Linked DNA regions of Homo sapiens: region 1 is linked to region 2. A link is an interaction called in ENCODE POLR2A ChIA-PET data of the cell type or tissue named here. Cell type or tissue: OCI-LY7. All regions are shown on one strand. Links, peaks and the distances in the headings refer to the core of each region. The heading gives the core; the rest is flanking DNA.

Region 1 (11,996 bases), core at 1,649-9,648, 1.1 Mb before region 2:
GACAACCCCAAGCATATGAACAAGATATTCATTCTAAAAGGTCATTTTATCAAGAACGATAACTACCCCCATTTATTACTATGAAAGAGGCACATAGTGCTATTCAGATACTTATCAAATACATACAGGAACCTCAGCAGGTCCTTCACACACAAAGGTGGTGTCATCCAGGCACCCTGAAGTGCTCCAGCCCTTTGCATTAATACCCCAGAAAGGGAGGTGGGGCCCTGCAGGAAGCCCAGCCCCCTCCCGTGATATCTGAGTGTCCTTGGAGGTCCCACTCCCCTTTCTTCTGTCCTCGGGCCCTGGGAGTCACTCCCCTCTTTCCTGACACAGCCTGTCCCTCCTAGTGGGTGGCACAGTACAGGAGTGGACCTAATGGGAGTGTGGCACCTCTCCCCCACTCTGCACAGACCCTTTTGTACACAAAAAGAATTCCCTTCTCTTCTGAGCATGAAAGGCAGGCTTGGCTTGGGATGAGAAGGAACTGGTCTTTGAAAGGGGGTCGTACCCTCTAGGAGAGAGTGGAAAACAGCTGAGAGCCTATTATAGTCATTTCCTCTTGCTGCTGTCTTGAATTACAGCAAACTTAGTGGCTTGAAACAGCAACCAAATTTATTATCTTACCCGTCCTTAGGTTAGAAGCCTGCATTAGTCTGTTCTTGCATTGCTGGAAAGAAATGCCTGAGACTGGGAAACTTATAAAGAAAAGAGGTTTAATTGGCTCACAGTTCCACAAGCTGTACAGAAAGCATGATGCTGGCATCTGCTCAGCCTCTGGGGGGGACCTCAGGAAACTTACGGGGGCAGCGTTTTCAGGCTGGCTTCTTTCACTGAGCAATGTGTGTTAGTATAATATGTATTCACTTCCTAGGACTGCCCTGATAGAGCACCACAGGCTGCGTGGCTTATACAACAGAAGTGGACTTTCTCATAGTTCTGCCGGCTAAAAGGATGTCCCTTCCCCACTGCTCTTCAGCAACGTCCCAGAAAGACGGTGCAGTGCTGTAGCTGTTCTCTTATTGGGGGTGCTTGCAAATCATGCAGAACCATCCACACACACGACCTGAGTCTTCTTTTCCTCTGTCGACCGATCGTAGGGAACTTCCAGTGAGGCTGTAGGTGCAGGCAGGGGACCAAAGGTATGATAGCAGGAGTGGGGACCACAGGAATTTGGGCCACTTCTGCATATAACTTCCTGGTGCCTTCGGGGCCTGCTCAGGCCCAGTCACGACTAGCCACTTCCATTTGATGATGGAGTGCTGCTGTGCACGCCTGATGTTATAGTGTCAACCCCCAGCACAGGTCCTGTGGTAACTCAGTGGCCTGTAGTCAAGCATTCAGCATCTACCAAGGCCCAGGAGCAGGCCAAGGGTTGTTTCTTAAAAGGAAAGTCCTTATCCCCAGAGAATGGTAGTGCCTTGCTCCAAAATCCTAGAGACTTGTGCTGCAGTTTGCTTGTCGGGGCCTGCCAAAGGCTCCAAACAGCATCTCCATCTGCCTCTGACACCTCGAGCACCATGGGGTCTGCTGGGTCATATGGCCCGAAGGGGAGAGCAGCTTGCACAGCAGCCTGGACCTGTTGCAGAGCCTTCCCTTGTTCTGGGCACCACTCAAAACTAGCAGCTTTTTGGATCACTAAATTAATGAGCCGGAGTCACACACCCAAATGTTAGGGGCTGCCTCCCACAAAATCATATATTGAAGTCCTAACCCGCAGCCTCTCAGAATGTGACTGCATTTGGAGATTGGGGATTTAAAGGGTAATTAGGATAAAATGAGATTAGGATGGACCCTAATCCAGTATGCCTGTTGTCCTTATAAGAAGAGGAGATTAGGACACAGACAGGCACGGAGGTAAGACCATGTGAAGACCCAGGGAGAGGACGCCATCCGCAAGCCAGGGAAAGAGACCTCAGAAGAGACTAACTCTGCTGACACCCTGGCCTTGAACTTCTAAGCTCCAAAATTGTGAGAAAATAAATTTCTGTTGTTTAAGCCACCCAGTCTGTGATGCTTTATTATGGCAGCTCTAGTAAACGAATATATCATCCTTTTGGCTTTTCCAGAATGTTGTATTGTTGGAATCATATAGTATGTAGCCTTTTCAGACTTCTTTCACTTAGTAAAATGCATTTAAGGTGGCTCCATGTCTTTTCATGGTGTGATAGTTCATTTCTTTTCATCATCAAATAGTAGTTTGTTTATTCATTCACCTGTTGGACATCTTGGTTGCCTCCAAGTTTTGGCAATCGTGAGTAAAGCTGCTGTGAGCATTCGTGTGCAGGTTTTTGTGTGGATGTAAGTTCTCAACTCATTTGGGTAAATACCAAGGAGTGTGATTGCTGGATCATGTGGTAAGAGTATATTTAGCTTTGCAGGAAACTACCAAATTGTCTTTTAAAGCAGCTGTAACATTTTGCATTCCCACCAGCAATGAATGAGAGTTCCTGTTCCTCCACATCCTCACCAGCATTTGGTGGTGTTGGTGTTTTCAGTCTTAGCCACCTTGCCTGTGACCGTTCGGTCCCAGCACCATCTTTTGAAAAGACTATCCTTTCTCCACTGACTTGTGTTTCCTCCTTTGTCAAAGATCAGTTGACTGTATTTCTGTGAGTCTATTTCTGGGCTGTCTCTTCCATTGATCTGCATGTCTGTTGTTGCACCAGATCACTGTAGCTTTATGTTATAGTGAGTCTTGAAATCATGTAGTGTCAGTCCTCTGACTTCATTCTTCTTCAATATTGTGTTGGCTGTTGACTTTCCCTTTAGCACATTCCTTTTCTGACTAAATTAGCCAGAGTTGGCCTCTGTTAAGAATTTAATAGGCCTTGGTGAACAATAATTCACCATTTCCACTTTATCTTCTTCCTCTTTTAGGATTCTTAGGAACCTAGATTTCTTGGATTCTCTATTGTCATTTCTGATTTAAACAGCAAATGCCACTGCTTATTAATAACCATTTGTGCAAATCTCTGTGCTGTGAACACTGATGAATATAAGTAAATCGAAGTGGACCGCAGAATTCAGTGAGCAGGAGAAGCTGTCTCTGAGCTCCCAGGCCTCTGCCCCTCTCTGGGGCACCTCCTCGCGCCCTGGGGTTTCTTCTCCATGTTTATCCTGGGATCTTCTGATCCACTGTGCCAGTGGGCACTTCCTTCCTGGACGGTGGGTCCTTCTTTCCCTTTCTGTCTCTGGGGTAGGCTTTCAGCATGGAGCTGCTGTTGCTCTGTTAATACCCTCCCATGCCTGAATCAACCATGTCCTAATAGAATTACGTAACCATGAGTCAAAGCATGAGATTCACCATCAAAAACAGACAGGTAGTGTTAAGTTCCACAACAAAATCACACTGCCTTCATTGTTTGTTTTAAAATAATCAAAATGAATCCTAGCCAAAACCCCAGTGTTTAAGACATAAAATCAAGCCTGTGCTGGTTGGACAGAATGGGACAGGTTGTAAGGAAAAGTAGTCTTTTTTTTTTTTCTTAAGGTTAGAAAACATTTGAGATCAGCCAGCAAAGCTTTCTTTAGTGACACCAGGAACCAGGCTGCTTGGGGTCCTCAGTAGCAGCCTCTGTGTGCGTCCTCCACACCCCCAGCCCTAGTCCGCGCTGGGTGCCCCTCCCTCCTTGCTGTTCAGTGTGGGCCCTTCCCTGCTTACACCCTGTGCCCTCTGCTCTCACTGGGTCCCCACTACCACCCTGCCCAGCCCTGCAAGGCCCTTCCCTAGGCTCAGCAGCTTCCCTGCGCACCCTCTCTGCCAGCTTCTCTGCTGCTCTCCATCTGGGCGGAGCCGCAGGGTGTCAGGCATCCCAAGCCTGGGAGTCCCCACACTTTCCCACCTGCCTTGTGGGGTAGCAGCCCCAGACCCTGTCCCTGGGCCGTCTTTTTATTTCTTTATCTACCAGCTACCTTTTCAAATAAATGTGAGCCCTGGAGTTTGAGACCAACCTGGGCAAGAGACCCCTCTCTACAAAAAATAAAAAATTTCCTGGGCATGGTGGTGCCCACCTGTGGTCCTAGCTGTTCCAGTAACGGATGGGCTGCAGCTTCTGCTCCCCTCATCTTCTGCCTAAACCGGGACCCCAAACGGAAATGATAAGCCTGAAACTCAAAGGCAGAATGTCGGATGTGGAGGCATTTATTGAGCCAATTGTATAAGGATATTGTACATCTCTTGTTTTAATCCAGACCCTTTTCCATTGTAAATGGTAGAATTCTAACTCAAACAAGTGTAAGGTAGAGAGGAGGAGTTTTTTTGACTCAGGTAATCAGGGTTTTAAAGGCAAAAAGTGGGGAAAGAGAGTAGTCTGATACAAAATTATTTGTCAGGAATTTTCATTCGTTTACAGAAGTAACATTGATTAGTAACTGGCTATACATTTTAACCTATGGAGTGTGGGCTATGGTGTCCAGTGTGGCATTGTTAAGTTAATTTATAGCTATTTGTGGCAACAGAAGGCAGTTTTAAGAGATGAATACAGGCTGGCATGATGGCTCGTGCCTATAACCCCAACAATCTGGGATGCTGAGGCAGGAAGATCACTTGAGGCCAGGAGTTCGAGACCAGCCTGGGCAACATAGGCAGAGTTTGTCTCTATAAAAAATCAAAAAATTAGCTGGGTGTGGTGATCTGTGCCTGTGGTCCCAGCTACTCAGGAGGATCCCTTGAGCCCAGGAGATTGAGGCCACAGTGCGCTGTGATCACACCACTCCACTCCAGCCTGGGTAACAGAGTAAGACCCTATGTCTTTAATTAACAACAGCAACAAAAGATGAATACATAGCTCAAAATGGTAGTGCAAGCAGGGGGTGGGGTGGGGGGAGTAAGGCATGATTGTTGTCTCATTTTAATGTCTCTCTGAGCCTGATGATTTAAAAGGACTCACATTCTTCAGGCAAAAGTTATTTACTTTTGGAAGTCCACCTGCTCTCACAGCCAGTGTCATGTAAGCTCTCTCCCCTGTCTTGATTCTGCCCTCTTCTGGCTGCATTTTTACACTTGCTTCCAGGAGCTCCACCTTCATCAAGTCTCAGCAGCACAGTGGAGAGAGGCTCTGGGGGCTCATTGCAATTCTGAGTTGGACAACTCAGGCGGGAGCTTAGAATTGTTTCTAACAGGTGTTTGTTCTTGTCCCAAACCTCAAAGTTTCTTTTTAAGATAAATCTGCTTAATAGTTTCTACAATTATTTCTGAACTTCATTTCACCCTCAGTCTTTGCACAGACATTGATTCCTTCACATTGTTCTTTTATTTTCTTACAGTGATGATACAGACAGAAATACAGATATTTGCTACATCTCTGTAAGAAAATGTAATATTCCTGGATTCCTGTCTTAGACGATGAGTTTTATATTGTGTAATACAAATCAATATTGCAAGCAAAAGACATTTATACATTTTGAAAACAAATTGTTTCCTTGGGAGCCTGCTGATGAAAGGCTGACTCCTCTTGGGAGAAATCACTCAAAGCTCTGAGAGTTTAAACACACTGGGATGGGATGGACGAGTTAGTACTGGTTAGTAGATAAAGTCTCCAAGAAACATCAGAGCCATTTGGGTGGGGAAGGGATCTCCAGCATCATATTTTTGATTTGCTCTTTGGTGTTTTTATTGATGATTTGGTATTTGGCCGCAAACGAGATAGTTAACCCAGATTTCTAAAATCCTGGAACTGAACATTTAGAATATGAAGACTGTGAGATCATAGGTTCATAGATGTGTTGGGTACAACATCTTCCATCAAAGAGAAAGGGGACATTTTTTTCCTGAGCGGTTAGAAGGAAAACATGCTTCCTGCCTATGGAGCAGTGGTCTTAGCGCTCCTCTTGCCCCACCTGTGTGGGTTTTCACTCTTTTGCCCACTCTGCCTTCCCTAAGCACAGTGAACCAGCTGGAGGATGCTCTCTGCTCACCAATTCCAGAGCTTCCCCGGCTTCCTCTGCCCTTGGAATCCCTCTCCCACACTCCTAAGTAGCCAGATCCTCTCCAGATTTAACGGTCGATTACAAGTGTTACCTCCTCTTTGAAACATTTTCTGACCCTCTGTGTTGGAAGTGCTCTTCCTTAAGTTTCCACTCGTTTTATTATGTACTTCCTTCATAATACTCATTACCTTTTATTGTAGATATTTGTAAGTTTCACTTAAATGCATTAGCAGATTATATATTCTGTGCGAGCCATATCCATTCTGATTCATTTCTGTATCCTCCACACCACCCAGCAGAATCTGGCATAAAATGCTGTAAACAGGAAAACCAAACCTTGTAAAATATTTTATTAATAAAGAGGTTTATTCTGAGCCAATGTGGCTGCTCGCGGCTGGCAGAAAACACAAACCCAGGAAGCCTTGATTAAGTCGCCCCGAGGCAGTTGGGTTACAGCTTGATTTTACACATTAGGGAGACTGGAGTTGCAGGTAAAATCATAAAGCAACACATGGAAATTCTACATTAATTTGGCCCAAAAAGGCGAGACATCTGGAAGCAGAGGCTTACAAGTCATAGGTGGGTTTTAGGGATTCTTTATTTAGTTGGCAATGGGTTGAAAGAGTTAAGTTTTTCTTTTCTTTTCTTTTCTTTTTTTTTTGAGACAGAGTCTCGCTCTTTCGCCCAGGCCGAACTGCAGTGGCGCTATCTCGGCTCACTGCAAGCTCTGCCTCCCAGGTTCACAACATTCTCCTGCCTCAGCCTCCCACTTTTTTTTTTTTTTTTTGAGGCAGAGTATCCCTCTGTCACCCAAGCTGGAGTGCAGTGGCACGATCTCAGCTCACTGCAGCCTCCACCTCCCAGGTTCAAGCGATTCTTCTGCCTCAGCCTCCTGAGTAGCTGGGATTACAGGTGCCGGCACCACGCCCAGCTAATTTTTGTAGTTTTAGTAGAGATGGGGGTTTCCCCACGTTGGCCACGCTGGTCTCGAACTCCTGATCTCAGGTAATCTGCCTGCCTCGGCCTCCCAAAATGCCGGGATCACAGGTGTGAGCCACCATACCTGGCCAAGTTAAGTTTTTCTAAAGACTTGCTGGGCACAGTGGCTCACGCCTGTAATCCCAGCACTTTGGGAGGCCAACGCAGGTGGATCACCTGAGGTCAGGAGTTCGAGACCAGCCTGGCCAACATGGTGAAACCCCATCTCTACTAAAAATACAAAAATTAGCCAGGCATGGTGGCATGCACCTGTAGTCCCAGCTACTAAGGAGGCTGAAGCAGGAAAATCTCTCAAACACAGGAGGTGGAGGTTACAGTGACCTGAGATCGCGTCACTGCACCCCAGCCTGGGTAACAGAGTGAGACTCCATCTCAAAAAGGAAAAAAAATAAAATAAAATAAAGACTTGAAGTCAGTACAAAGGATGCTTAAGTTAAGGGGGTCGGCTATCTGTCATGTGATACTATACCAGAGTCAAATTGGAAAGTAAGCCATGTCATATCGAGTTAATTAAAAACAAACAAACAAAAACCTTTAGCAAGCTTTCATAGTTTGCAGCATGTGACTTAACCCTTGCCTAGCATGGCCTTGGGTCCTGTTTATAATCTGGTGTCTTATTGCCACACAGAATCTATTGCATTAGACTGATGATCTCTGTTTTAATGTTAATTCCAGTCATTTGTGCCTAAACTCCAAAAAGAATGGGGTATGAGGTGTGTCTGACTTCCCTTACCATCATGGCCAGGAATTCAGTTTTTGTTGTTGTTGTTGTTTTTGAGACGGAGTCTCACTCTGTTGCCCAAGCTGGAGTGCAGTGCTGTGATCTCAGCTCACTGAAACCTCCGCCTCCTGGGTTCAAGCGATTATCGTGTCTCAGCCTCCGGAGTAGCTGGGATTACAGGCCCACGCCACTATGCCCAGCTAATTTTTGTATTTTTAGTAGAGACGGGGTTTCTCCATGTTGGCCAGGCTGGTTCTCCAACTCCTGACCTCAGGTGATCCACCCGCCTTGGCCTCCCAAAGTGCTGGGATTACAGGCGTGAGCCACCGTGCCCGACTGGGAATTCAGTTTTTAAGGTTTTTCTGAGGTTACCCTTGGCCAAGAAGCTTCATTCAGTCAGTGGGGGGCCTTAGGATTTTATTTTTAGTTTACGATAGGTCGAATATAGTCCTTGACAAAACAGAAGAAAGAACGTAGAAATCCCACTGCGCAATTGAATTCCAATCCAGAAAGATTGCCATTTGTTTTTTTATTTCCCCTAGTGCAGAAATAACTCACATATCATGAATTCACACCTCTTAAAATTGTACAATTCAGTGTGTTTAGCATATTCACAAGGCCGTGGAACCATCACCACCGTCCTTGGGAGCCCACTGCTGAAGGACTGGAATATCTAATTCCCGAATGTTTTCATCATTCTGCAAAGAAGCCCTGGACCCACTAGCAGTCACTCCCCGTTTCCCCTCCTGCTCTTCCTCCCAACAACCATTAGTCTATTTTCTCTCTTTGCAGATTTGCCTATTCTGGACATTTGACATAAATAATCTTATAATATGTGGTCTTTTGTGACTAGCTTCTTTTTCTTAGCATAATGTTTTTATCTATGTGTAACATACATCTCTACTTCATTCCTTTTTGTGGTTGAACAATATTCCATCATATAGGTATACCATATTTTGTCTATTTATCATTGGTGGACATTTGCGTGTTTCTGCTTCTGTGCTTTCATGAATAATGCTGCTATGGACATTTGTGTACAGGTTTTTGTCTAAATATATGCTTATTTCTCTTGGGTATTACCAAGAATTGGAATTGCTGGGTCATGTGGTAACTGTATGTTCAACTTTTTAAGAAAAACGTAAACAGTTTTCCAATGTGGCTGCATCATTTTACTTTCCCACCAGCAGTGTATGAAGGGTTCTAATTTTTCCACATCTCACCGACACTCGTTACTGTCTTTTTTATTGTAGCCATCCTAGTGGATGTGAGATGTTATTCACTGTGCTTTTGATTTGCAGTTCCTTAATTAATAATGTTGAGTATCATTTCTTATGCAAATTGGTTATTTGTATATCTTCTTTAGAGAAATGTCTGTTCAAATCCTTTGTTCCTATTTTAATTGGGTTATTTGTCATTTTTTCTCATTTGTTCTCAAGCACACGTAACTCTACATTTAGTCTGTCCTCACCCATGGGTATCTGTTCAAAAAGGAATAGTGTCAAGTTTTGCCCCGATTTTATCATTTCAATTGTGTTGTATGTTAGCAATATTCAGTGCTAACAAGTTTTAACTACATGGTTCTAAATATGGATCTTCCCAACATTTACAAATGGAGGAGGGATAGACGGAGTGTTCAAAAGAAAATGTTAATATGCTTTGAAACATTGTTTTGTCAATGTAAATGTTAAATCAGCAGAACCCAGTAACTGATGAGAAGCACAGTAAGTTAGCTACAGCAATCACATAAGCAGAAGCACAGGGAAATTCACGAAGAGGGAAACAGCAAAAATAGAAAGGCGGGAACACAGGAGTGGGTATAGGGATGCCTACAGTTATGTATTCATGAAGTAAGAGCTTTCTGGGCAGTGATTAACTGATTTGTCAGAAATTGCAGACAGCAAGGAAAGAAGAAATAAAACTTGCTTGGAAGGAAGTAGTGTTGTCTGGTCCGCTGTGGACACCTGGACATGTGAAGAGAAGACTCTGATCTGTGCTCAGAGTCGGGTTGTTTCTCGAACGGCCGCCTGGTGGCGCTGTGGCACAGGGGCGCTGGCGAGGGAAAGGCTCCTGCAATGCACCAAGCTGCGCCCGGGCGCGGGGAGCCGTCGACTGGGGACTTGGAGGTGTGGGCCTCTCGTGCTGTGTCTGAGGGACAGCTGTCATGTGTGAAGCTCCTGCTATATAAAAGGGTGAGCTGTTTCCCTCTGCTCACCCTTTAAACTGCTCTGCCTGCTGAATGCTGTACCCAGGTGGCGGAGAGCAGAAGCGAAACTGGGGAGTGAGGCCAGTGAGGCTGGGGGGCTTGCTGGACACAGCCAGTTCTCCAGAGCTGGAGCTAAACGGCAGCAAGGTCCCAGCCTCTCACTGGTGTGTTCTCATTTTCATCTTTTGGAGATGTTTTTTCTGTCTTAAAAAACATTCCAAGTCCATCAACGGATGACTGGATAAAGCAAATGTGGTACTTATACACTATGGAATACTATTCAGCTGTAAAAAGAGTAAAATCATGTCTTCTTGAGGGTAATTCTCTAAGTGAAATAACTCAGAAATAGAAGTCAAATGCCACATGTTCTCATAAGTGAGAGTGAAACAATGTGTGCACGCGGACACAGGAGTGGAAGAACAGACATTAGAGAGGCAGGATGTGAGGGAGGGAGGGACGATTACTTACTGGGTACAGTGTACGCTCTTCAAGTGATGCCTACACTATGCTCTATAGCCATGCAACAAAACTGCACTTGTATCCCCTATGTCTATCACTGAAAAAAAAAAAAAAAAAAAGTCCAAGCCCAGAACTTGTGTGTGCGTGTCATTCTGCACATTCCTGGACAGGTCCTGTGTCCGTTCTGTAGAACTGCGCCATCATTTCTCTCCTGGAGGAGGCCCCCAGCCTCACCAGAAGGGATGAAGATGTGGGGTGGCCTCATCCTTTTTGAAACAGCTCTTAGTTCAGATGAAACCATCTTTCCAGAGGCTCGGTGGTTTCTCGATGGAACTGGGGGTTAGGGAAGAGCAATAAGCTTTTCTTTTTCTTTTTCTTTTTTTTTTTTTTTTGAGACAGCCTCGCTCTGTCACCAGACTGGAGTGCAGTGGCGCGATCTCAGCTCACTGCAACCTCCGCCTCCCAGTTCAAGCGATTCTCCTGCCTCAGCCTCCTGAGTAGCCAGGACTACAGGCGTGCACCACCACGCCCAGCTAATTTTTGTATTTTTAGTAGAGACGGGGTTTCATCATGTTGGCCAGGATGGTTTCGATCCCTTGACCTCGTGATCCACCCGCCTTGGCCTTCCAGAGTTCTGGGATTACAGGCGTGACCCACCGCGCCGGGTGTAGATTTTCTTTACAGGACAGGATCAAATCACATAGAATGGATTCAGTGGAGGCAATCATGTCTGGGCTCTGAGGGCTGGAGCATGGCTGTGTGGCTTAAATGATATGTCCTTGGAGAGCAGCAATTTCTGAGAGATTAGCAATAGCTTGCATTCTAGATAGCATGGGAGTTTCATAGGCTCGCCTAGGACTCTAAAGATCTCATGGCATCGTTCAACAGGTGAGGTTTTAGGTTGCAAAGGGAATACTACCAGATCCTAAGCAGGACCACTGCTGGGGTCATTCTGTAGTTCACTCAGTAAGCATCAATGATCTGATGAGCATGTAGGAAATAGCCTTTGGGGGGATTTATTCTACTGGAGAAACTTGGCATTCTCAGAGAACCACAGCAACCAGGCAGGAAGCTAAAGGGCAAATGGCATTTAGACCAGCGTCCCCTATCTGATGCAGGAGTGCTTGAACCAAGTATAGAACCGGTTTGATGGACTTGCAGAGAAGTGGGAAGAGAGCATCCTAGATAAAGAGAAAGGCTGGACTCAGGTGGGCACAGGGAAAACGCCAGGCCGACGTGAGGATTGGTGGGCATTTGATAAGGTTTTGTTTATTGTTTTTGTGGGGGTTTTTTTTGAGATGGAGTTTCGCCCTTATCACCCAGGTTATAGTGCAATGGCACGATCTTGGCTCACTGCAACCTCCACCTCCCAGGTTCAAGTGATTCTCCTGCCTCAACCTCCCAAGTAGCTGGAACTACAGGCTCGCACCACCACACCCGTCTAATTTTTGTGTTTTTGGTAGAGACGGGGTTTCACCATGTTGACCAGGCTGGTCTTGAACTCCTGACCTCAAGTGATCCACCCGCCTTGCCCTTCCAAAGTGCTGGGATTACTGGTGTGAGCCACTGTGCCCGACCTGATAAGGTATTGATAAGTGGTATTAATAAGTGAGTTGAGCTCAATGAAGAGAGTGATGATAAGGAATGGATCATTTAAATAAGAGTAGCTCACTGGTCTCTTTA
Region 2 (11,996 bases), core at 2,395-10,394:
AGGAGAGGTGCCAAGGCGGTGTGGGGATGTGCTGGCCAGCACAAGCCTTGGAAGAGATCATTTCCATTTGCAGGCTGAAGCATATTGGCTCAGACTAGAAAATCCTGTGGCTACGTGAGAAGCAAGAATGAGCAGTCTCTTTCTGAGAGATCAGGAGAACATGGCTTACTAGGGAGGCATGTGTGGGGAGGGAGGGGGCAAAGAAGAAGAAGAGTAAGGAGAACATGCACTGGGGGCTGCTCCCAGCAGAGCACAGCTCCAGAGGACAACCACTGCATGGTCCGCAGGAGGGAAGCTTGGTTCTCTCAAGGCTAAGTGCTTTTCAATGAGAAGGCATACAGGAAGAGCCTGGTCCCAATGATGATGGAGGGAGGCCTGATAACGCATATTTTAAAGAGTCTCCCTGCAGCCTTCAACTGCAGGTATACAACATAAGTCTAAAAGCTGAGGAGAAAAATCATAAGTTTTATTGATGTATATACTTGAGGATAACTTAAGTTGCAAATGTTTTTACTTTAAAATAAAACATCTCAATTCCAGTTAAAATAAAATTATCAGCTGGGCATGGTGGCTCATGACTGTAATCCCAGCACTTTGGGAGACTGAAGCAGGCGGATCACTTGAGGTAAGGAGTTCAAGACCAGCCTGGCCAACATGGTGCAACTCCATCTCTACTAAAAATACAAAAATAAGCCGGGCATGGTGGTGCACACCTGTAATCCCAGCTACTTGGGAGGCTGAGGCAGGAGAATCGCTTGAATCCAGGAGGCAGGGGTTTGCAGTAAGCCAAGATCACGCCACTGCACTCCAGCCTGGGTAACAGAGTGAGACACCATCTCAAAAAAAAAAAAAAAAAAATCCCATTTAGATCAATTCGATAAAACTAATTAGGGGACTCAAATGTAGTGTAGTGCATCCAATAATTGCAATTACAACAAATATATAAAAATTAAAGGCAACACCAGGTTAGGGAAGGAGGATCCAAGCAAGGAGACTGTGGCCCCAGAAAGGCAGTGCAAGTGACCCTGTGATGGGAATGCTCCACTGGTTTGCATCTAGACTGTGGTGGTGATTCCAGGAATCTACACGTGATAAAACTGCACAGAACTTACACGCACACACAAATGAGTGCATGTAAAACTGGTGAAACCTGGATGGACTGTATTGTTTCAGGTTCCCAGGTGTGATATTGGACTGTAGTTATGCAAGATGTTACCACTGGGGGAAACTAGGTGAGGGGTATACTCGATCTTTCTGTATTATTTCTCAACTGCATCCAAATCTACAATTTTCAAAATCAAAAGTTTTTAAAAAATTAAAGGCATCAAAGCAAGGTGTACAACTGGAAAATACTGTCTTCAAAACTCATGGTAACATTAGAGAATTATTCTCTGTAGCTCAGTGATTCTCAATCAGAGATTTGGAGGCAGGGGAAGGGCACCTAAGTATCAGAATTACTGCCCACACCCGCTATTCCCTGAACGCACACCCACACTGGAACTGCCACCGTGATGAGCCACCTGTTTCAGAGGAAGTGGGTCAAATCTTCAAGTGTGCTGCAACTGAAGAAAATGGAAAACCACTCTTCTAGCTACTTGTCTTTAAGAACACTTCTAACTGGTAGTAAAGAAAAAAGCATTAAGAGAAACATAGTATTTAATAGTAATTTATAACAAACATGAAAGATTTTCAGAGACTGCTTCTCATTTGATTTGCCCAAAATCAGCCAATACACCCTTCTTGGAAATGTATTTGGTCAACATAAGAAAAACATTCTATTCATGTAAGAATAAAAATAAGGATTTTTTTCCAGTAACTGATGGATTTTTCAGTGGTACATCCAGACCCTAAATATCTTATCTATAACCAATGACTACAATGTATATAAAGGTATACAGTCTGTGTCCTTGAACAGTGAAATGGTTCAACCTACACAGGAGATCTTAGCAGGCAGCACCATACCCTAGTCAACAGGCGAACAATCAGTAACAAGCAAAAACCAGAATGTGATCAATCTGATACTGTTTTTCAAGTCCCTACCAACAGGGAGCCCTAAAGAGAAAACCTATGTTTAGCCCACTAAAGTCAAACATAGGGAAATATGCTGAAGCACGAAGGAGGCCCAATTTAATATCTGAATAAGCTGCATGAATCAGAACAAAAAATAAAATCACCGCATGATGATGAATACACCAAAGAACTCTAGTATTATAATTGTTCACACAATTGTGTGCGTCTGTGTGTGTATACATCATAATCTAAATGTCCAACAACAGGGAACTTATGCAAAAGAGTGGTATATCCAAAGCCACTGTCAAAGCAATTAAAAATTGTTTATAATAAAAAAAAGTTTACAATGTACTGCTAAGAAAAGAGCTACAAATGAGTATGTGGCAAGATTCTAATTTTCCGTTTAAAGTACATGTTTATTTTTAAAAACTCCAAAGAATATAAACCCAAGTTATTATTTATTTTTAAATAAGTTTGTTCCTTATACTCTTCTCTGTTTTCTAAGTTTTCTACAGCGAGTACATACTACTCTTATAACTTGGGGAAGGAAAAAAACCAAACTACACCAATAACTATTTTAAGCAAAACTTACAAAGGGGATGGAATGATATGAAAAGGAAATACATATGGATATTATATAGACATCTATAATTACAATTATTTTAAAGAAAGGAAAACTGTGCATAAGAAAAACAGGTTGTGGGAAATACACCAAAATAATGGTGCCTATGTTTGAAGGATGAAATAATTATGGGTAATTATTTTTCCTTCCACTATTCTACACCTTTAAATTCTTAAAGAACGTGTCTTACGTAAATAGGAAAAAAATTACTGTATTTATCAACACTGACCCCAAGCCCTCCTTTTCACTACATCCTGCCTCCTAAAACAAACCAAAAAATACACATGCACACAAACCCACAAGTACTTACATGGGCTTACATCTCTGTATCTGTTTCGATTTCTGTTTTCTGGAAACTTGGCCACTCTATGAGGATAGTCATGGGACTCATTTCGAATTTCCTTAAAATAACAAAAATATATTTTAATATCCCTCTTAAATTCTCCACAGCAAAACTTATCTTCCCAGCCAGCGTAAAATAACATGAAGCACTTATGATATGCCAAGTACTATGGAAAGCACATTGTTTACATCAATTAATCATTTAATCCTCACAATACTAATGGAAACGATTTTCTTCCCCATTATATCTGTGAGGGATGAAAGGCTTTCAAAGGTTAAAAATCCACCAAAGATCCCATAGCTAGTAAGTGGCAGTCCCAGCATTGAACCAAGGTCCTTCAGATGCCAAAGTCTGTGCTCTAGATCTGTTTACTTACTGCTAATTAGGCTCTATTCAACACCTACAAGCAAGCATCAAACACTTTATGAAGCAGAATTAATGCAATGGAGGTATCTATGGTCAGCCACATCATATTCAAATTCTGACTAAAACTCACAGCATCTACCTAAATTTTGGAGTTTCTACCTGAAAATATTTATTTCTTCATGTTCACGCTATTTAACTGTTACTTTATTTTGAACCCAGAAATATCCTCAAATTTTATTTCTATCATGTTTGTCATTACTTCTCCTTAAAAAAAAAATTATTTCTAGAGCCATAAATGTTCAGCAACAAGCCTGGCGCAGTGGCTAACGCCTGTAATCCCAACACTTTGGGAGGCCGAGGCAGGCGGATTCCCTGAGGTCAGGAGTTTGAGACGAGCCTGGCCAACATTGTGAAAACCCAGCTCTATTAAAAATACAAAAATTTGGCCAGGTGTGGTGGCTCACACCTGTAATACCAGCGCTTTGGGAGGCCGAGGCGGGGAATCACCTGAGGTCAGGAGTTTGAGACCAACCTGGCCAACAAAGCGAAACCCCGTCTCTACTAAATATACAAAAAATCAGCTAGGCGTGGTGATGGGTGCCTGTAATCCCAGCTACTCGGGAGGCTGAGGCAGAAGAATTGCTTGAACCCGGGAGGTGGAGGTTACAGTGAGCCAAGATCGTGCCATTGCACTCCAGTCTGGGCGACAGAGTGAGACTCTATAAAAAAAAACCCCAAAAAAATACAAAAATTAGGCTGTGCGCGGTGGCTCATGCCTGTAATCCCAGCACTTTGGGAGGCCGAGGTGGGTGGATCACGAGGTCAGGAGTTCAAGACCAGCCTGGCCAGGATGGTGAAACCTCGTCTCTACTGAAACTACAAAAATTAGCCAGGCGCGATGGCAGGCACCTGTAATCCCAGCTACTCGGGAGGCTGAGGCAGGAGAATCGCTTGAAACCGGGTGGCTGAGGTTGCAGTGAGCCGAGGTCGTACCACTGTACTCTAGCCTGGGTGACAGAGTGAGGCGGAAAAAGCAAAACAAAACAAAAATTAGCCAAGCCTGGTGACGAGCGCCTGTAATCCCAGCTACTCAGGAGGCTGAGGCATGAGAATCGCTTAAACCCAGGAGGCGGAGGCTGCAGTGAGCTGAGATTGCGCCACTGCAACAACCAGCAGGCCTGAGGCTCATCCTAGGCGCCTTCGGGTTCTCTGCATTTCAACATAGAAGACATTCTGTAAGGCTATGTCCGCACTAAGCTCTCACTACTGATGTATCCAGAATGGCCAGGTTTGATCTCCCAGGAAACAGTGTTCTAAGAATTCAAGTAAATACAGAAATGTAACAGAAACCAAAAAAAAAGCATTTTAATAGGAAAAATTAAATTATGCTTTTGCTCACATTATTACATGTAAGAAAAAGCATTTTAAAAGTTAGGTGCCATTTTGTTTATTTGTTTTTATAGACATAGGGTCTCACTTTTTGCCCAGGCTGTTCTCGAACACCTGGGCTCAAGTCATCTACCTGCCTCAGCCTCCCAAAGTGCTAGGATTACAGGTTTGAGCCAACACCATCAGCCGAGTATCTGAAGTTTTTATTTATGAAACATGATGCACAAATTTCTAATATGAAACTTCTCCATTTTTCTGGAAGTGAATGGACTGGTAAGTACTTTTGCAAGATATAAGACACTGTTATTAGCCTGCACGTGGAAGAGAAATTTAATTTTATCCCTTCCAAATGGAAAGTTAATTGACTTAATACCATTTATTGGTTTCTGCATTTATCAGTAACACCTGCTCTATCATAAACCAAGTTTCAGCACACGCAGGAGTCTGTTTCTAGATCCTCATTCTACTTCACAGAAGCATTTGCTTGCCCTTGAGACAGTATCAAATTTTAGTTACTACAGCTTTGTAATCAATGCATCTGGAAGGCAAGTTGTCCCCTATTTATTCTCCCCATTTGCATTGCCGTTCATGATATTTTAATTAATTTTGTAGTTTTCTTCATAAAGGTATGCTAAAGGTTAGCATAAATGTATAATAAAGGTTTATTCTTAGATACCTGATAAGTTTTGTCGCTACTGTAAATGGGATTAAAACAACAACAACAACAAAAACCTATTGACCATTACTAGTGTATAGGAAAGATATAGATTTGCAGGGAGGGGAGGCTTAAAACAACAGGCAGAGCAGGACTCCCTCCACTTCTTCCACTTCTGTGATACACACACACCCATTTTCCACACTTAAGGCCATCTGTCAGGTGCAGATTTCTATTTTTAGCCCAGAGAAACACACTTCTTTGTGTGCACTATACAAAAGAGGGTAAGGCCCCCAGTATAGTAGTAGGGAGATTTAAAATTTACAAAACACAATACAACAGCCAAGTTCTTGGGGTTAAGAAATACATTCATAACATAAATACATTTTCTCAGCTAATAAGATCTCTTGCATTGAGTCCATTCTTTCAAATCTCCAATATTGTTCTACTTTATAAAAAAAATTTCAGTGAACTTACAAGAACCAATATTTCAAAAAGCAGCTCCCAAAGGTGCATATTAGCGTTTATTCCAATATCCTCTTTCTCTTTCTTTTTTTTTTTTTGTTTTTTGAGGCAGAGTCTTACTCTGTTGCCCAGGCTGGAGTGCAGTGGTGCAATCTCAGCTCACTGCAACCTCCACCTCCCGGGTTCAAGAGATTCTCCTGTCTCAGCCTCTTGAGTAGCTGGGATTACAGGCATGCGCCACCATGCCTGGCTAATTTTTGTATTTCTAGTAGGGACGGAGTTTCACTATGTTGGCCAGGCTGGTCTTGAATTCCTGACCTTAAGTGATCCGCCCGCCTCAGCCTCCCAAAGTGCTGGAATTACAGGCGTGAGCCACTGCACCCAGCCCCAATATCCTTTCTTTCTTACTAAAGGTAACTGCTTTTGTTTTCAGACCACAATGAGCCCAGCTGAAAACTATTTGTCCCAGCCTCTAAGGTCCTGTGACAGTCTGGCCAATGGGAATAAGCAGAAACCACTGGGTTGGGGCTGCAGGAAAACGCTGACAAAGAGGACTGGCTCCAGGTACCTTTGTCCTCACTGCTGCCTGCCTGGAACATAGGTTTTGCTGCCGGGGGTGAGGGGTGGGAACAGGCAGGAGCCATCCTGTGACAGCAAGGTAAAATGCACATTCCTAAGAAAGGTAAGCAGAAATACCAGCATTGAGTCATGGGTGACATCAAGAAGCCACAGTAACAGCCCTTAAGTCTCTCTCCAGAATTCATATCACATGAGAAACATAAACTCCTGGTTGTTAAATCAGCTATTGATTAATTTTCTTTCCCATGTAGCTAAATCAGGTCTGTAATATACGCAGCAAAACCAAATCTCAACAGCAACTAGATCTGACACTGATGAGGCATTTTCAGGAATACCCAAGACACAAAAATAAACAATTTTATAAGCACATTGCATAAGCAATAAAATATACAGTATCTGTCTAAATGGCATTAGGAAAGCAGACAGCTGAGCTATTCACTAGGTCTATCACATAAGGCAAAGCCAGCTCTACTTGTGTTCTGGAGCTAAAACCTTCCCCTTCTATCACAGATTCCGAATGTTTCCTCTGGGCACAGTGGCTCACACCTGCAATCCTGGTGCTTTGGGAGGCCCAGCTGGAAGGATCACTTGAGGGTAGGAGTTTGAGACCAGCCTGGGCAACACAGTAAGACACCAGCTCTGCCAAAAAATTTTTTTAATTAGCTGGGGATGGTGGTGTGCATGTGTAGTTCCAGCTTCTTGGGAGGCAGAGACAGGAGGATTGCTTGAACTCAGGAGTTCAAGACTGCAGTGAGCTAGCATCCTGCTACTGCACTCTAGCCTGGGCAACAGAGTAAGGCCCTGTTAAAAAAAAAAAAGTTTCCCATCAGCAGTGAAACCTGTTAATCCAAGGTTTCTCAGCCTCAGCACTACTGACATTTTAGGCTAGCTAATTTTTTTTGGGGGGGGGGGGGCAAGTGGGGACTGTCTTGTGTATTGCAGGATGTTTAGCAGCAGCATCCCTGGCCTCTACCCATTAGATGTCAGTGGCACCCCTCCCTGCATCTGTAACAACCAAAACTCTCTCCAGGCATTGCCAAATGTCCTTCCACAGCAAAATCCATCATGAACATATCCCCCACCAACACAGTAGAGAACCACCGTTCTCATTTAATACCAAACTAGATCTAAATGGCAAGGATCTTTGCTTTAAAGTATAATTTAACCAAAAATTTTAAATCTAATTATTTTTAATATGATTTTTGCTCAAAAAAAGCAAGGAATAATTGAGTCACTAGTTAATTTCTTTCTTAGTGGCAATGATCCAAAATGTAGGCAACTCATAGCACAAAGATATCTTTCACAGTTACTTATAATGTTGAAAGGCTTTAAATAAACTAAATGTCTAATGACAAAGAAAAGACTGGTTGAATAAATCGTGGTACATCCAAGTGAATATCATGCAGCTCTTTTAAAAACAGGCCCTCATACCAAATTGGCAGTAGCATAAACTCACAATCTCTTGGAAAGATAATATATGACATAAACAAAGGAAAAACAAATCAGTAAATGGAACTGAGCTATTATTAATACACGCTATTTGGTAAAAAAAAAAAAAAAAAATTCCACTTAGCTCCTTAGCTGTATTTGAAACTTAAACACACATGTGCATTGCCTACATTAAGACCACACACCACCTTTTTCCAAAGTAGTCTAATTTTTGGAACATTATGAAATGGTCCATTCTGATCAATGGCCTTATAGCTTATCTCCATGCCCAAAGATTTTAAATTGTAAACATACCTACTTTCCTTTTTTTTTTTTGAGACAGAGTCTTGCTCTGTTGCCAGGCTAGGGTGCAGTGGTGCAATCTCGGCTCACTGCAACCTCAGCCTCCAGGGTTAAATCGATTCTCCTGCCTCAGCCTCCCGAGTAGCTGGGACCACAAATGCCCGCCACCACGCCCGGCTAATTTTTTTTTGTATTTTTAGTAGAGACGGGGTTTCACCGTGTTAGCCAGGATGGTCTCGATCTCCTGACCTCGTGATCTGCCCGCCTCAGCCTCCCAAAGTGCTGGGATTACAGGCATAAGCCACCGCGCCTGGCCTGAACATACCTACTTTCAATGTGTTTACTTTCTCCTATTATTTCACCTCCTAATATTTTCACATAATAACATTTAATCCCTCTTGAAATTTGCTTTGAGATATATATGCATGGCTTAAAATAAGGAACTAAATTGATTCTACTATAGAAATAATTTTGCTGGGTTCAAATAATGCTGGGTTGAAATGTAAGAGTAAGATTTTTTATATTCATCTAGCTACTCTTCATTTCATAAGCAGTAACTGTGCCTAAATGGTACTGTTTAAATACAGGGACTCTCAAAAGTCTCAGGACTTCTGCTTAAGAAATTCCAAAAGTATACTTCACATAAAGTCATCATTATACTTTGTTTTTCATTGCAACAAGCCTTTCAAGAGAATCACAGAATTCAGAAGGATATCTTTAAGCAGACATTCATAGAATCCTCAAACTAACTTGGTGTTATAGGATGGTCTTGAAAGAAACTGAGGCCAGGCGCTGTGAGTCATGCCTGCAATCCCAATACTTTGGGAGGCTGAGGTGGGAGAATCACTTGAGACCAGTCTGGGCAACACAGACAGACCCCCATCTCTATTAAAAAATTTTAAAATTAGCAAGGCATGGTGGTACACATCTGTGGTCCCAGCTACTTGGGAGGCAGAAGTGGGAGGATCACTTGAGCTCAGGAGGTCAAAGCTGCAGTAAGCCGTGATCACGCCACTGCATGCCAGCCTGGACAACAGAGCAAGACTCTGTCTTTATTAAAAAAAAAAAAAAAAGAGAGAGGCGGGGCACAGTGGCTCATGCCTGTAATCCTAGCACTTTGGAAGGCTGAGGTGGGTGGATCGCCTGAGGTCAAGAGTTTGAGACCAGCCTGGTCAACACGGTGAAACCCTGCTGAGGTGGGCAGATTGCCTGAGCTCAGGAGTTTGAGACCAGCCTGGGCAACATGGTGAAACCCTGTCTCTACTAAAATAAAAAGAGTGAGCTGGGCAAAAAGAGTGAGCTGGGCGTCATGGCATGTGTCTGTAGTCCCAGCTACTCGGAAGGCTGAGGAACGAGAATTGCTTGAACCCAGGAGGCGGAGGTTGCAGTGAGCCGAGATAACGCCACTGCACTCCAGCCCCACCCCACTCCCAAAAAAAAAACCAAAAAACAAAAAACTAAAGGTTAAAATGATGTAGCCACTTTAGAAAAACAAATGCTGAACAAAGAGTTAACATATGAACTAGCTATTCTACTCCAAGGCACATACCCAAGAGAAACGAATACATACATTCACACAAAAACTTGGACACATATGTTCATGGTAGCACTTTTAATAATAGCTAAAACAATCATTTGTCCATCAACTGGTGAATGGATAAACAAAATGGTATATATCTATATAATGGAATCTTACTAACTTAGAAGAAGAAACAAAGTAATGATACATACAACACAGATGAAACTTTAAAACATTATGCTAAGTTAAAGAAACCAGCCGGGCGCGGTGGCTCACGCCTGTAACCCTAGCACTTTGGGAGGCCGAGGCAGGTGGATCACGAGGTCAGGAGATCGAGACCATCCTGGCTAACACAGTGAAACCCCATCTCTACTAAAAATACAAAAAATTAGCCGGGTGTGGTGGCGGGCGCCTGTAGTCCCAGCTACTGGGGAGGCTGAGGCAGGAGAATGGCGTGAACCCAGGAGGCGGGGCTTGCAGTGAGCCAAGATTGCACCACTGCACTCCAGCCTAGGCGACAGAGCCAGACTCCTCTCAAAAACAAAACAAAACAAAACAAAACAAAACAAAACAAAACAAAAAAACAGATACAAAAGACTACACATGGTATGAGACCAGGACAGGGAAATCTGGAGACAGAAAGTAGATTAGTGGTTGTCAGGGGTTGGGATGTGGGTGAGAATGGAGAATAACTGTATGTACCCAGTCTCTCCTTGGGGTGTTGAAAATATTCTGAAATTAAGATTTAGTTCCACAGCTGTGAATATACTAAAAACCACTAAACTGTACCTTTTAGGTGAATTTTATGGTATGTGAAATATATCTCGGCCGGGCGTGGTGGCTCATGCCTGTAATCCCAGCACTTTGGGAGGCCGAGGCAAATCACGAGGTCAGGAGATCGAGACCATCCTGGCTAACATGGTGAAACTCCATCTCTACTAAAAAATACAAAAAATTAGCTGGCCATGGTGGTGGGCACCTGTAGTCCCAGCTACTCGGGACACTGAGGCAGGAGAATTGCTTGAACCCAGAAGGCGGTGGTTGCAGTGAGCCGAGATCGCGCCACTCACTGCATTCCAGCCTGGGTGACAGAGCAAGATTGTCTCCAAAAAACAAAAAACAAACAAACAAAAAAAAAAAACAAAAACACTCTGGGCCAAGGCAGGAGGATCATTTGAGGCCAGGAGTTCAAGACCAGCCTGGGCAACATGGTGAAACCACGTATCTACAAAAAATAAAAATAAAAATAAACACATAATAAATAAAAATAAAGCCAAGCGTAGTGATGCGTGCCTGCAGTCCCAGCTACTTGGGAGGCAAAGCTGGGAGGATCACTTGAGCCCAGGAGGTCAAGGCTGCAGTGAGCAGTGACTGTACCACTGCACTCCAGCCTGGGTGACAAAGTGAGAACCTGTCTCAATAAATAAATAAATAAATAAATAAATGAAATAAAAATGGAACTCCTGTATTAAGGGCATATTTTGCCAATATTTCTCAAGAAAGACTGAAAGTGAGGTTTTGCCTCACACTCAACAGTATCAGTACTTTTTTTTTTGTCCTCAGATGTTGTCAAGATTTTTCTGTATTGCTTACTCTTTCAGATGTACCTCAAATTTAAACTTTCTTTTGGCTGACTTCAAAAAAAATACATTATAGATATGTGCCAAGTCTTCATCGGAACTGGGTTAGCTTCTCCATTTGAGTCTTCCTTGTCGCTTAATAGAGTTTCGCTTCAGTCTCCTCTGTTCCCTTTCAGGAATTTCTATCACAGACTTGGGGAAGTGCTCTCTCCTAACGCTCATTTCGCACACCTCTTTCCTGAGTTCTGAGAGATTTTTCTCAAGCCACCTCAGTGTTCTGCATTATCTACTCTGCTACTTGGTACTGAACATTCTATTTTAACAATTGTGTGTTATAACTTTAAAAACTCTTTACTGTTCTCAGTTTCTTTTCTTTTCTCCACCTGCTCTTGTATTTGGACACCTGAATTACAGCTGCCTCTACCTCATACTATTTTGCATGCCCTCAATGATCTTGGGGTGAATTTTTCGTTTGTCTAACAACATATGTTTGGTCATCTTTACAGAAAGTGAATACACACATCAGTTCTTAACCCACACCTGTGTGGCCGCTTACACTGTTCACTATCAACTCCTTAAGTCTCAAATATGTGGGAAAGACCCTTCTCTAGTGTGAAGTAATCACAAAGGCTTGTTCTTACCACTGCGCTTTGGTCACTTCAATGATAAATCAGAAAACAACAACAAAAGCTTCCAGTGCATGGGATTACAAGACCTTAATAGTCCTGGGAAATTAC

The links. Peaks named below come from ENCODE experiments on the same cell type or tissue, not always from the same donor. Only the 100,000 strongest peaks of a DNase experiment are listed, where the experiment ranks them.
Region 1: POLR2A ChIA-PET joins it to region 2 with 19 read pairs; 1 of 35 experiments calls an interaction of 5 or more read pairs at or near these places.

Annotation. Positions count from the first base shown.
Region 1 is chr18:11,723,460-11,735,455 of GRCh38, forward strand. All of the region lies in intron 1 of GNAL (G protein subunit alpha L), which reads left to right. Among named protein-coding and RNA genes, the nearest start is that of GNAL, 40 kb to the left of the region's middle. RefSeq lists an enhancer at 9,214-9,822. In OCI-LY7, for the core only: a CTCF peak has its summit at 4,998 (motif pointing left); a DNase peak (open chromatin) is centred at 4,992.
Region 2 is chr18:12,856,222-12,868,217 of GRCh38, forward strand. It overlaps PTPN2 (protein tyrosine phosphatase non-receptor type 2), which reads right to left. Exons shown (of 9, transcript NM_002828.4): 2 at 2,943-3,033. Among named protein-coding and RNA genes, the nearest start is that of PTPN2, 22 kb to the right of the region's middle. RefSeq lists enhancers at 1,182-1,311, 4,155-4,818. In OCI-LY7, for the core only: no CTCF peak of the experiment used is centred there; DNase peaks (open chromatin) are centred at 5,190, 5,600, 6,340, 7,190 and 1 weaker place; H3K4me3 peaks cover 2,710 bases; H3K27ac peaks cover 6,412 bases.